2 separate regions of the Homo sapiens genome follow, and region 1 is linked to region 2. A link is a loop called in an ENCODE intact Hi-C map of the cell type or tissue named here. Cell type or tissue: CD4-positive, alpha-beta T cell. All regions are shown on one strand. Each heading gives the region's core, and the rest is flanking DNA. Links, peaks and the distances in the headings are about the cores only.

What was found. A loop is a pair of places that touch in the nucleus more often than their neighbours do. Peaks named below come from ENCODE experiments on the same cell type or tissue, not always from the same donor. Only the 100,000 strongest peaks of a DNase experiment are listed, where the experiment ranks them.
Region 1: it touches region 2 in a loop (4-fold over the local background); 5 of 110 quality-filtered maps call a loop at or near these places.

The regions. Positions count from the first base shown.
Region 1 is chr10:109,881,025-109,886,409 of GRCh38, reverse strand. XPNPEP1 (X-prolyl aminopeptidase 1) reads left to right here. Exons shown (of 21, transcript NM_020383.4): 8 at 69-164; 9 at 2,262-2,343; 10 at 3,768-3,978. Among named protein-coding and RNA genes, the nearest start is that of XPNPEP1, 40 kb to the left of the region's middle. In CD4-positive, alpha-beta T cell, for the core only: a CTCF peak has its summit at 2,071 (motif pointing left); a DNase peak (open chromatin) is centred at 2,059.
Region 2 is chr10:110,545,212-110,550,596 of GRCh38, reverse strand. It overlaps the pseudogene RPL7P35. Among named protein-coding and RNA genes, the nearest start is that of SMC3, 20 kb to the left of the region's middle. In CD4-positive, alpha-beta T cell, for the core only: CTCF peaks have their summits at 3,012 and 3,213 (motif pointing right); a DNase peak (open chromatin) is centred at 3,246.

The DNA.
Region 1 (5,385 bases), core at 72-5,071, 660 kb after region 2:
TTCTTTCACTGGGTTCCTACTGCTTTCTGGGACCAGGGCTGGAGTTAAAGCACATTTGTTTCTTGCAGGCATCTCCTGGAAGGACAAGGTTGCAGACCTTCGGTTGAAAATGGCTGAGAGGAACGTCATGTGGTTTGTGGTCACTGCCTTGGATGAGATTGCGTGTGAGTGCTCTGGTTTCGCTGTTTGGGCATGTTACCCGATCTCTCCTTTGGGTCTCTGGGTATCTGTGTGTTCATGCCATTCAACTTTCTGAGTGGCCAGGGAATAAGAAGAAGACTACGTCACCAAATGGGTATAGGAGATGCCAACTAGGATGAAGGAGAAAGAATTACAGGGAGCTGGGGAGGGGAGTGAGGCTTGTCCAGAGCAGTATTACAGCTGGGTGATGCCCACCTCTGGCCAGTCCCTCAGGACCATGGCACCTCTGAGGAAGGGCATTTCCTACAAATATTTTATGTCTGTCAGCCTCTGTAGGTGTAGAAGTGGGCTCATAGGAGAGGCCTTCTTTCTTTACACTTGTCCTGTGGTTTCCTAAGGTCTTTATAGTGAGAATGTTCTGGGAGCATTTCTACCTCAGAAAACTAGGAACTAAAAGTTCCTCCCCAAGCCCTTTGATGTAATAGTAGTTTCTCAGTCTTTGGACCTTAACCCACCTTCATGCAGTTGTTCAGCACCTTCTTTCATCTAAAACCTGACGGAATCTGGTTGAACCTTCCTGTCCTGTCTTCTGGTTTCTGAGTGGATTTGACCCAGGGCAACTGAGAAGAGGCACTGCTTTATCTTTTTGCCTTCTCACTAGAGAATGAGACCCTACTGCAGTGTCCTCTCTCTTCAGTCCCTGCATCTTCCATCCACAAAACATTGTCAAGTGTGTCAGTGACTTACATCCCTAATTAACTTAATGATCTCAACGTCAGAGAAAAACACCTGTAAAACTTTTCTCTCTCCCTGATTGTAACAAAAACACAATCCCATGATAGAAAACTTGGAAAATGCAGAGGAAGTAAAAAGAAGAAAAAAAAAATCACGTATAAATTCTGTTACTTAGAGATAATCAGTGTCAATATTCTATGCATATATCATTTTATAGCCTGATTTTTTCACTGTATCAGTACACTATAAGCATATACAAGCATAATTTTAAGTGAGTATTAAATACTCCATCATGTGGTTATACCATAATTTATTTAACTGTTTCCCTAAGGATGACCTTTGGGTTATTTGCAGTAATCCTGTAATTTATTATGATGCTACCATCAAAATCTTGGTTCATGAATCCATGTCTTAGTGTTTGATAATTTTCTTCCTATTTCTGGTTGGCTTTTAGGGCTTTTGACTCATCTTGCCCTTTGTCTGCCAGAAAGTTTGCACCTTTGTATTTGAATTTGTCTGTCTTGCCACACCTGAACACCAGGTACTGTCATTTTTAAAGAAGTGCTAGTATGATAGGTAAAAAATGGTGCCTCATCACTTTAAGAAGCCATTATTTTAAAATAGAGGTTATACTTTTAATGCCCAGGCGTTTTTTTGCTCTGATCCTCATGAGAACAAGTGACGGAAGCTGGAAGTCCTGGGACCAGAACTGTGCTCTCTCCTGGTCTGTCTAGTTCTCAGACGTTCAGCAACATCACTGTTACTGGCTGTCCGCAGGTCCCCCACCCAGTCGTGGTGCCAGAGCAGACCCATGGGTGGGCTGCAGGCTCTGATTTCATTGGTGAGCTGCAGCCTTGCTGACTCACTGCTTTTCTTTCCACCTCTGACAGGAAGCTCCGTCTCCATGGGGCTCACTGACCCTTACAGAGGAGGCTTGCCTGGCTTCCCTTGTGGGAGGGTCTCAGTTTTTCTACCCTAGGTCATCTGCCTCAGAAGGGAGAGAGTGCTCGTCTCCTTCCTTTTTATTTGGGAGCGCCAGAGGTTTGTCGGCTTCAAGGCCAGGCCTGGCAGGTCACCACTAGGCGGATCATTTCAACTCCTTGTGGGGGCAGTTCTCAGGATTTCAACTAATAGCTTTTATTCCCTTCTCCGGGCAGTGATGTGGAAGCCTGAGAAACAGCTCTGGTGCCATCACGTGGTGGACATGAGCAATTGCAGCTCAGAGGTGGAACCAGACGGGAGTCAGGCTTCCAGCCTTTCTGTGCGATTCCACTGAATCCTTGCGCAGCAGCTGGACTCCAAGCTGAAGCTCTTCCCTCCCGCTACAAGCGACCCCTTAACATCTTAAGTCAGACAGGTGACAGGGATTTTGATTTCTTTTCTAGGGCTATTTAATCTCCGAGGATCAGATGTGGAGCACAATCCAGTATTTTTCTCCTACGCAATCATAGGACTAGAGACGATCATGTGAGTGTTTGCCCTGCATCTGGAACTCCCTTCCAGAGCTCCTCAGAGCCCTAGTGTGCCCTTTCTGGTCCTGGCCCACCCATCACTGCCTGATATTTCACTGATGTGCTTCTTTTTTCTTGCCCTTTTAACATTTTCCCTTCTTGTTTTCCTTAGCAGTAGGTGTTTATTTATATCCTGCCTCTCTTTGAGCCCCCAAAATGGTTTGAAACGCATGAAAGTGTCTATAGTTCGGGCCACCCATTTGATGTCAAGTTTTCTAGCAGCCAGTGTTAAGGGGTATATATGCTCAATTATACAATTCTGGGTCCACAATGCAAATAAACCCAGTCATTTTGAAGGTCAAAAATAATATGGGAAAACCCCTCCAACTACGCTTTGTTGAATTGTCAGTTTATTTTTTCAAAGCATTTCGTGTGGCCTTCTTTTCATTACTGTTCTATTTCAATAGCTTTTTGCATTAAGACAACACATTTATTAAGTGCTGGTGATGTGCTAAGGGTCTCTGTTAGGTGCTAGGGTGACTGAAACAGGACGGGGTCCTTGGCTGGAGTTGGGGAGATGAGCATGTCCTCTTTCTAAAGTATTTGGGCACATAAGTGGGCACCAGTCTGCTTGTGGGACAGATACAGGTGTTACGAGAGGGGCCTGACCTAGACTTGGAGATCAGAGCAGACTCTTGGGGAAAGTAATATTTTGAAGCAGAGAGTAAGGATAAATGTGGGTGAGTTAGGTGAATGGCAGGGTGAGGAGGGGCGGGGAACCATGATCCAAGCAGAGGGAACAGCATTTTCAGAGACTCTGGACAGTAGAGAGCACAGTGCATGTGGAGGACCTGAAGTGGTTCAGTGAGGTCAGAACATAGTGAGGCCAGAATGTGAGCAGGGGCCACAGAAAAGAGAGGCCTTGTGGGCCACATTCAGGAGCTTGGGTTCTTTTTCTGAACAAGAATAGTGGGAAGCTATTGAACGAATTTTTCAGAGGGAACCACATGTTAGATGTACAAGTTGTAAAGAATATTATGACTGAAACATCGGTAGATGGGGAAAGACTTAGAGGCTGTGGCACTAACCCAAGTGAGAGATGGTGGGACCTGAACCTGAGTGGTGACTGGGCGAGGCTGTAGATGAGCTGGACAGATTAGATGGAGATTTAGGCTGTGGGTCCCAAGGTCTTAATGAAGGACGGGAAGAGGGTCATCAGTGAAGGAGGACACTGCCCAGATTTCTGGCTTGGCAGATTGGGTGGATGGGGGCAGGGAATGCACCTTGGAGGGCAGGATTTGGGAAAGGAGTGGGGAGGAGAGAAAAGGGGCTTGGTTTTGGTTGCCAGGAAACAGAGCCTGATGTGTATGTGTGTCTGTGTTGCCACCTCTCACTCATGTTCCCTCCTTTTTCTGCCACCCACCTCTCCTCCATCTGCAGGCTCTTCATTGATGGTGACCGCATAGACGCCCCCAGTGTGAAGGAGCACCTGCTTCTTGACTTGGGTCTGGAAGCCGAATACAGGATCCAGGTGCATCCCTACAAGTCCATCCTGAGCGAGCTCAAGGCCCTGTGTGCTGACCTCTCCCCAAGGGAGAAGGTGTGGGTCAGTGACAAGGCCAGCTATGCTGTGAGCGAGACCATCCCCAAGGTTGGTGACCCCACTTTGGCCCATCTAAACTCTGCCACCCCCTTCCCAGTTCTGGTATTGTCTTTGGAGCACAGGCAGATTTCTGAGGCTGCCTGTTGGATCAGAACTGTGGTCTCCATGGATGAGGCCTTAAAGCTGGAGCCATAGCAAGAGCCTGAGGGCCCTTATTGCTTGTTGAGTCTTGTGTTTTCCAGAGTGTGGCATGAGAGATTATTTTAGGTGGTACACATTATTATTTAGGTTTGCTTAAATATATCTGTTTTAACAGCATTTAGCATATAATAGAAAAAACATAACTAGCATGAGTTCATGATATAATTATTTAAAATAAAGTTGAATTTAATAAAGCTGATTTAAAGATGGTCTAAAGTAAAGTACTAAGTGAATAAGGGTACAGCAGTTAAGAAGCTAGGGTAAAAGCTGTGCAGGTGGTATAAGAATGCTTGAAGCTTGGGAAATGCTTCTCTACCCCCTCCTTCTGCCGCACCACATTTTATAGCTAAGGACACTTGAGGCTCAGAGAGGATTGGGGAGTTGGGGATTTGGGGATTTGTCAAATTCAAGTGATAGTGATAGCCTTGCCCTTTACTGAGCCCTTGCTGGGCAGTGCTAAGCAGCTGACACTTGTTGCCTCATTTTCATTAGGGTCTGGGATGGGACTGGAATCCAGGCCTCTTTAGAGGTAGGCTTTTCTACTGTCCTCCCCTGGGCCTCTGGCTGCCAAGTGGCCTTTGGCAAGCCCAGTGATGTCCTTTCTTCTCCACTGAGCAGTGGGGCATCCTGGGAAGAATCCAGGCCTGGCTCTCTAGATCTGGCTTGCCATTGTACCCCTGCCATCATCACACACAGTGTGACTCCTCCTCTCTCTCTCTCCTCTCTCTCTGGAGAGAAAGAGAAAAGGAGATAAGATCACAAAAGCAATTTTAGAAGCTTTGTGCAAGTGCCAGGTGTGCTGAGGCCCCTCTGCTGGATTCTAACTTGTTCTCAAATTGGAAAGGGTCTTCTCCAGCCCTTCAAGATCAGATTATTATCAGTAGCTGAGATAGGACCACTGGGCGGGAAGGGAGGGAGCAGGAGACCTCACTCATCAGGTCATGTGCATGGCTAGACAGGGAGAAAAAGCCCCCTTTGTACAGCAAGAGAAGGGTGATTTCGGTCAAGCTTTCAGTGTTAGTGAACTCTAACCACAACCACAGTGGCTTGGAAAGCAATGTCTTGCTGACGGCAGGCAGCCAGCAGTCTCAAAGAGCTAAGGGAGTGAGGGATGGAAGAGAGACACCTTGTTTGATGTACTTACTCTTTTTGGTTGAGCTTAAGCTCAGGGTCATCAATCAAAAGGGACAGGTCGTTGGGGCCCCAGGGGATAGCTATATGGGTCGCCAGTGGGAGCTCTTCAAATGATTTGTC
Region 2 (5,385 bases), core at 254-5,253:
AAATTGGCATTGATCATTAGGATCAGAGGTCTCAGTGGTGGCAGCCCAAGGGTCCGAAAGGTGTGGCAGCTTCTTTGCCTTGTCAGATCTTCATCAGAAACTTTGTTAAGTTCAACAGTGCTTCAATTTACATGCTGAGGATTGTAGAACCATATATTGCATGAGAGTCTCCGAACCTGAATTCAGTAAATGAACTAGTCTCCAAGTGTGGTTACAGCAAAATCAATATGAAGCAAATTGTCTTGACAGATAACACTTTGATGGCTTGATCTCTTGGTAAATATGGAATCATCTGTGCAGAGGATCTGATTCATGAGGTCTGTGCTGTTGGAAAATGCTTCAAAGAAGCAAATAACTTCCTCAGGCCTTTCAAATTATCTTCTCCATGAGGAGGAATGAAGGAAAAGACCACCTATTTTGTAGAAGGTGGAGATGCTGGCAACAGGGACAACCAGATCAAAAAGCTCCTTAGAAGGATGAACTATGGTGTGTGCCACAATTATTTCTGTAATCTGATCAGTTAATAAACAGTGATTGCTTTCAAATTGAAAAAATAAATAACAAAAATATTAGCTAAATTAGGAAGCAGACTTTCATAATAATTTTTAACTGTAATTTAGAGGTGACAAAGCAAACTTCACTAGACTTGTTTTCATCAAGAAAAGACACACCTTTGCTAATGCACAGCAGCACCAATAGTAAAACAGATGATGTCTATGGAAGTGATTCCAAGGAAATTAAACTACTACGAAAAGAGTTTGTACTAGTTTTACTCAGAAGTATAATTCCTCACATATTGAGTTCAGTTTTGTAGCCATAATTGACACTAATATTCTAAAACTATAGTATGTTATTTGTAGAGATATGCTAGCTAATAAAGCTCATAAGACCATCAACCTTATGTAGCATTTACATAGAAAACAAAAGAAGTAAATTCAAAACCTAAAGAATACCTTGAAAGAATGTTGAATTTAAAAAACTCATAAGAACAGATGTTCAATATTTCACATATAAACATTAGTAATGTATGAGCATCTTATAAAGCAGCATTTGGGGATGCGAAAATTTAAAAAAGAAGACTTTAGCACAAGACTGTATCAAAGATCTTTGAAATTATGGGTGACTGTGGCAAATAAAGTAACTCAAATGTCGTTTTTCATAACTAGACGAATTCAGTAACTAGCTAATGACATGGCAGATTAACTCACAGATACACGGCTAGCAAAGTCGTTTTCATTGCAAGTTATTGAATGCCCACATACTGCTAAAATGACAATTAATGTAGTATATATGCAATTCAAACATAGTGGAAGAATTTTTTTCAGTTTCATTGATGACAAGCACAACTAGTCCTAAATGTATAAAACTATAAAGGATTACACTGTCAAGGAATGTGGTTTAAGACTGCTGTAGGAAGATGCTTTAATGTGCAGCTTCATTGACAGAAAAGCATACTAAGTTTGAAGAATGTAAATCAATGCACTGCTTTTTTTAATCAGGAAAGTTTTACAATGAAAAAATGTTAGCTGAATTAAACAGTGTCTAGTTGTGTAGTTACATAGCAAAAAAATAGTTATGCAAAGGATAATGCATGAAATTCGAGATTATTCTCTTTATTATAATATGTGTTCATATGGAAGCTGATCATAAACAACTGTTGTAGGTGAGATACGATGCTTACTGAAGAGAAAAGTACTATTAGGAATGTTTGACTGTGAAACAAACTCTTAGTGTTCCTAGAAAGTAAAACAAACATCTTTATAAGGTCCCAATGTGGTTTGGGACAATAGGCATGCTTCTTTGTGTGATATTTTTGGCATTTTAAATGCTTTTACTACTTCTAAGCAGGGAGAAAAAATGCAGCATGATTTTCAATGGCAAAGAAGATTGAAGGGCAAAAATGACAGAAGCTTGGAAGAACAGAATATCCAGAGACTGTTACAACATGCCCCATAGTTTAGCAACAATTATCAGTGATGTTAGTGATAATCTTGATATTGCATATCTGTAAAATGTTATGGTCAAACAAGTTATGGGACATTTACATTTTATTTCCATCAAAAGAAGATTCGTGCATGGGAAATTCATAGATCCATAATCTGTTGCTTTCATTGAAAGACAATTTAACTCTACAGGATAAACTGTTGGAACTGGCAATTGAATAATTGACGAATTTTGAAAATACAGAATCATTTGCTTCATTTTGAATAAAAGTGAAAGATGGAAATCCTGAGCTTCCTAAAATTGTCTTAAAATCTCTTTTTCCTTTCCCGTTAACAAAGCTCTGTGAGACTGGTTCTCCACTAACCTCTTATTAAAACAAAATATAGAAGCCAGGTGCTGTGGTACGTGCCTGCAGTCCTTCCTAGCTACAGGCAGGGGATGGGGGTGGCGGAGGGGGGCAGTCCTGAGGCGGGAGGATCGCTTGAGCCCAGGAGGCTTCAGTGAGCTATGATCTTGCCACTGCACTCCAGCCTCAGTGACACAGTGAGATCCCATTTCTAAAATAAATAAATAAGTAAACAAATAAATAAAATAATTATTCTTTATTAAATTACAACAACAACAACAACAAAAATAGAAGCAATCTCATCACACATTCTACTTTGCAAGTAGCATTATAGTCCATTCTGGCTGGGTTAGATAGGTTGGCAAGCCATAACTTGTGTATTTGTCCATTAAGAATGCTCAATATTTATATGCATGGTGTTCATTCAAAGTAGAGAAACACTATTTTACTCAAAATTTTTCATTTAGTTATAATTGCAGAACAACAAAAATTATAAATGCAATAGCAATTTATATATTAATCATATAATACACACATTCAATAAACATGTACAGATTTTGCAATTATTTTTCCCGTTATGTTTATTCTGATTATATTTATTGAAATGCAATTTTGTCTGTTGAATATGATAATAAAATTTGGTTCAATTTTGTATATCTTTGTTTTTTAATGTAATGTGTCCAGTATTAATAATTCATTTTTATTGTACAATGGATTGGTTTGCAGATTAAAATTCTTTTAAAAACTGGTTCTTCGCCAGCCAATTTGAGAAGCACTGTTCTACAGGTCAACTTTATCTGTAAAGTGAGGATGAACTGCCAACTTTGGAGCAATCACAATTTTGGATTATATAAAGTCCAGCGAGTTATCAGAAAAAAAGGGGCCATGTTCAACATCAGCAGGAAAGGCGAATGGTTATTCTGAGTGTCACATCTTCATCTTTACCACTAGAGGGCGGTGAAGAAGTTCTTGTAATTGTGGGATGCATCACAAAGCCAAAATTGCTTGTAAACCGAGAAATTGAAGCACGCAGGAAAAAAATAAAACACAGAGTAAGATCAATTACCCAGTGAACATTTGTTGGTCGCCAATACTGTCCTGTAACACACTAAGACTCAATACAGAGGTCAAAACCCAGGGTCTATTTGTAGCTAAAATTCAAAATAGTAGGTAAAATTGGGATGGACACAAGATTAAAGAGATAGCTTTGCATGATGAAGAGTCCTGGAGATTAGTTGCATAATAACATCAACATACGTTTAAAAATGCTTAAGATGGTAAATTTTGTGTTATGTGTATTTTGCCACAATTTACGGGGGTGGGAGGAAGAGAAAGAGAGAGAGATTGCTTCTTTAGCCTGGCGTGGGCAGGAACTGTCTATACCCAACCAACAGCTCTAGCTCACAAGACGTGGAGAGGAGAGGTGGAGGTACACAGGCCAATGCATCACAGGGGTTGTGGAGCCTTTGCCGTGGGACCCACACTCACACACACACATGCACTTTTATTCTTAGTTCTGCCACATATCTTAGCCCATCACTCTGCCCCAGTTTTTCAACCCCTGAAAAGCTTAGGGAGCTCGTTTGCATAATCAGTTCATTCATTCATTCATTCATGTATTTGCTTAATGTTAACTGAGCACCTACTCTGTTCCAGGCATCCTGTGAGGTGCTGGGGTACAGCTATGATAAGACAGACAACCTCTGCCCTCAACGTGTTTACAGAGAATTGCCTTTTCTAGTTGAGGCCTTGAAGGGTCCTAGGAACTGTTTTTATCTCAAGTCAGCATCTCCTTCAATCAGTGACAAGTAGGCCATTTGGAGCCGCTGTCTCTAAAGTATTCTCTTGAAACCGTAGGAAGACAAGGACACAAGAGGGAGAATAACCACAGAACCACAAAGGGATCCAAGGTTGCCTTGACAACAGGATCAGAGGAAATAGCCAAGCCCTTGAGGTGCCAGGACTGGACTCTGAGCCTGGGCCGACTGTCCATTCAATGTCACCTTTTGACTTTGACAGGACTTCACTGAAGTGAGTCTTTGAAATCCAAAGGAAGAGAGGCCCACGCACTGAGGAACTCATCCCACGTCCATCCCAGCCTTGTTCTGATTCTGGAGGAACACAGGATGTCCTCACTCCAAAGGCTGCCAGAGACTGCTGGAGGCCGCACAGGAAAATAGGCAAGAGTCTGGCTTATGATTCTAACAAGCTTCAGTTAAACTCGGGCTGGGCCTCAGAGTCGCTGTGTAACAACATATGTCTGTCTGAGCCTCAGTTTCTCTATTTGTAAAGTAGAAATAATACTAATAGTATATAGCACCTCAGGGAATGTTATGAGGATGAAATTACATAATAAATGTGAAGTTCTTAGCACAGTGCCTGGCACACAATAAGCACACACTTAATGTTGTTTAAAAAAAAAAAAAGCTGAGCTGGACTCCATCTTTTCAAATGAGAGAACTGAGGCCCAGCAGCTTAGTAATAGTGGAAAGTTGATGAATTGTGGAATTATACCCAGTTTTGGCTCTCCCAGTAGACTTTGGGAAACTCACTTAGTCTCTCTAAACCTCCGTTTTCTCATCTGTGAAACGGAACAACCAGGTTGTTCTGAGGACTACCTGAGTTATGTTAAGCACCTGGCACCAGAACCTGGCATATTGCATTGTCCAGTAAAATGTTCATTTTTTTGTTCCTCTCTGTGGTTGTCCAGAGTCAAACTTGGTTCTAACTTTAAAATTGCAGCCCTCAAGGAGTTCATGCTCACCTTCACAATGCAAGCTTGGAAGTCAAGCAGCTCTCAACTCAAATCCAGTTCCTGACCTTGGGCACATTACTTAGCTTTTTTCTTTCTGCTGCAGTTTCCTAGTCTGTAAAATGAAGATCATAATAGTACCTCCTTCCCAGTGCTGGCATGAGGATTATGTTTTCTTTTGAAGTGTCCCATAAATGTTTATTATTATGTCCTGCAATCATGGCCCTAATCAAGAGGCTCTCAAGTAGATAAGTAGTATGCTTATATTTTGGTTTATTTGTGTACTAGGCTGTTATCAGAGCTGGGATTCACAGAGTTAGACAAGACTCCTGCTCTTGAGCTG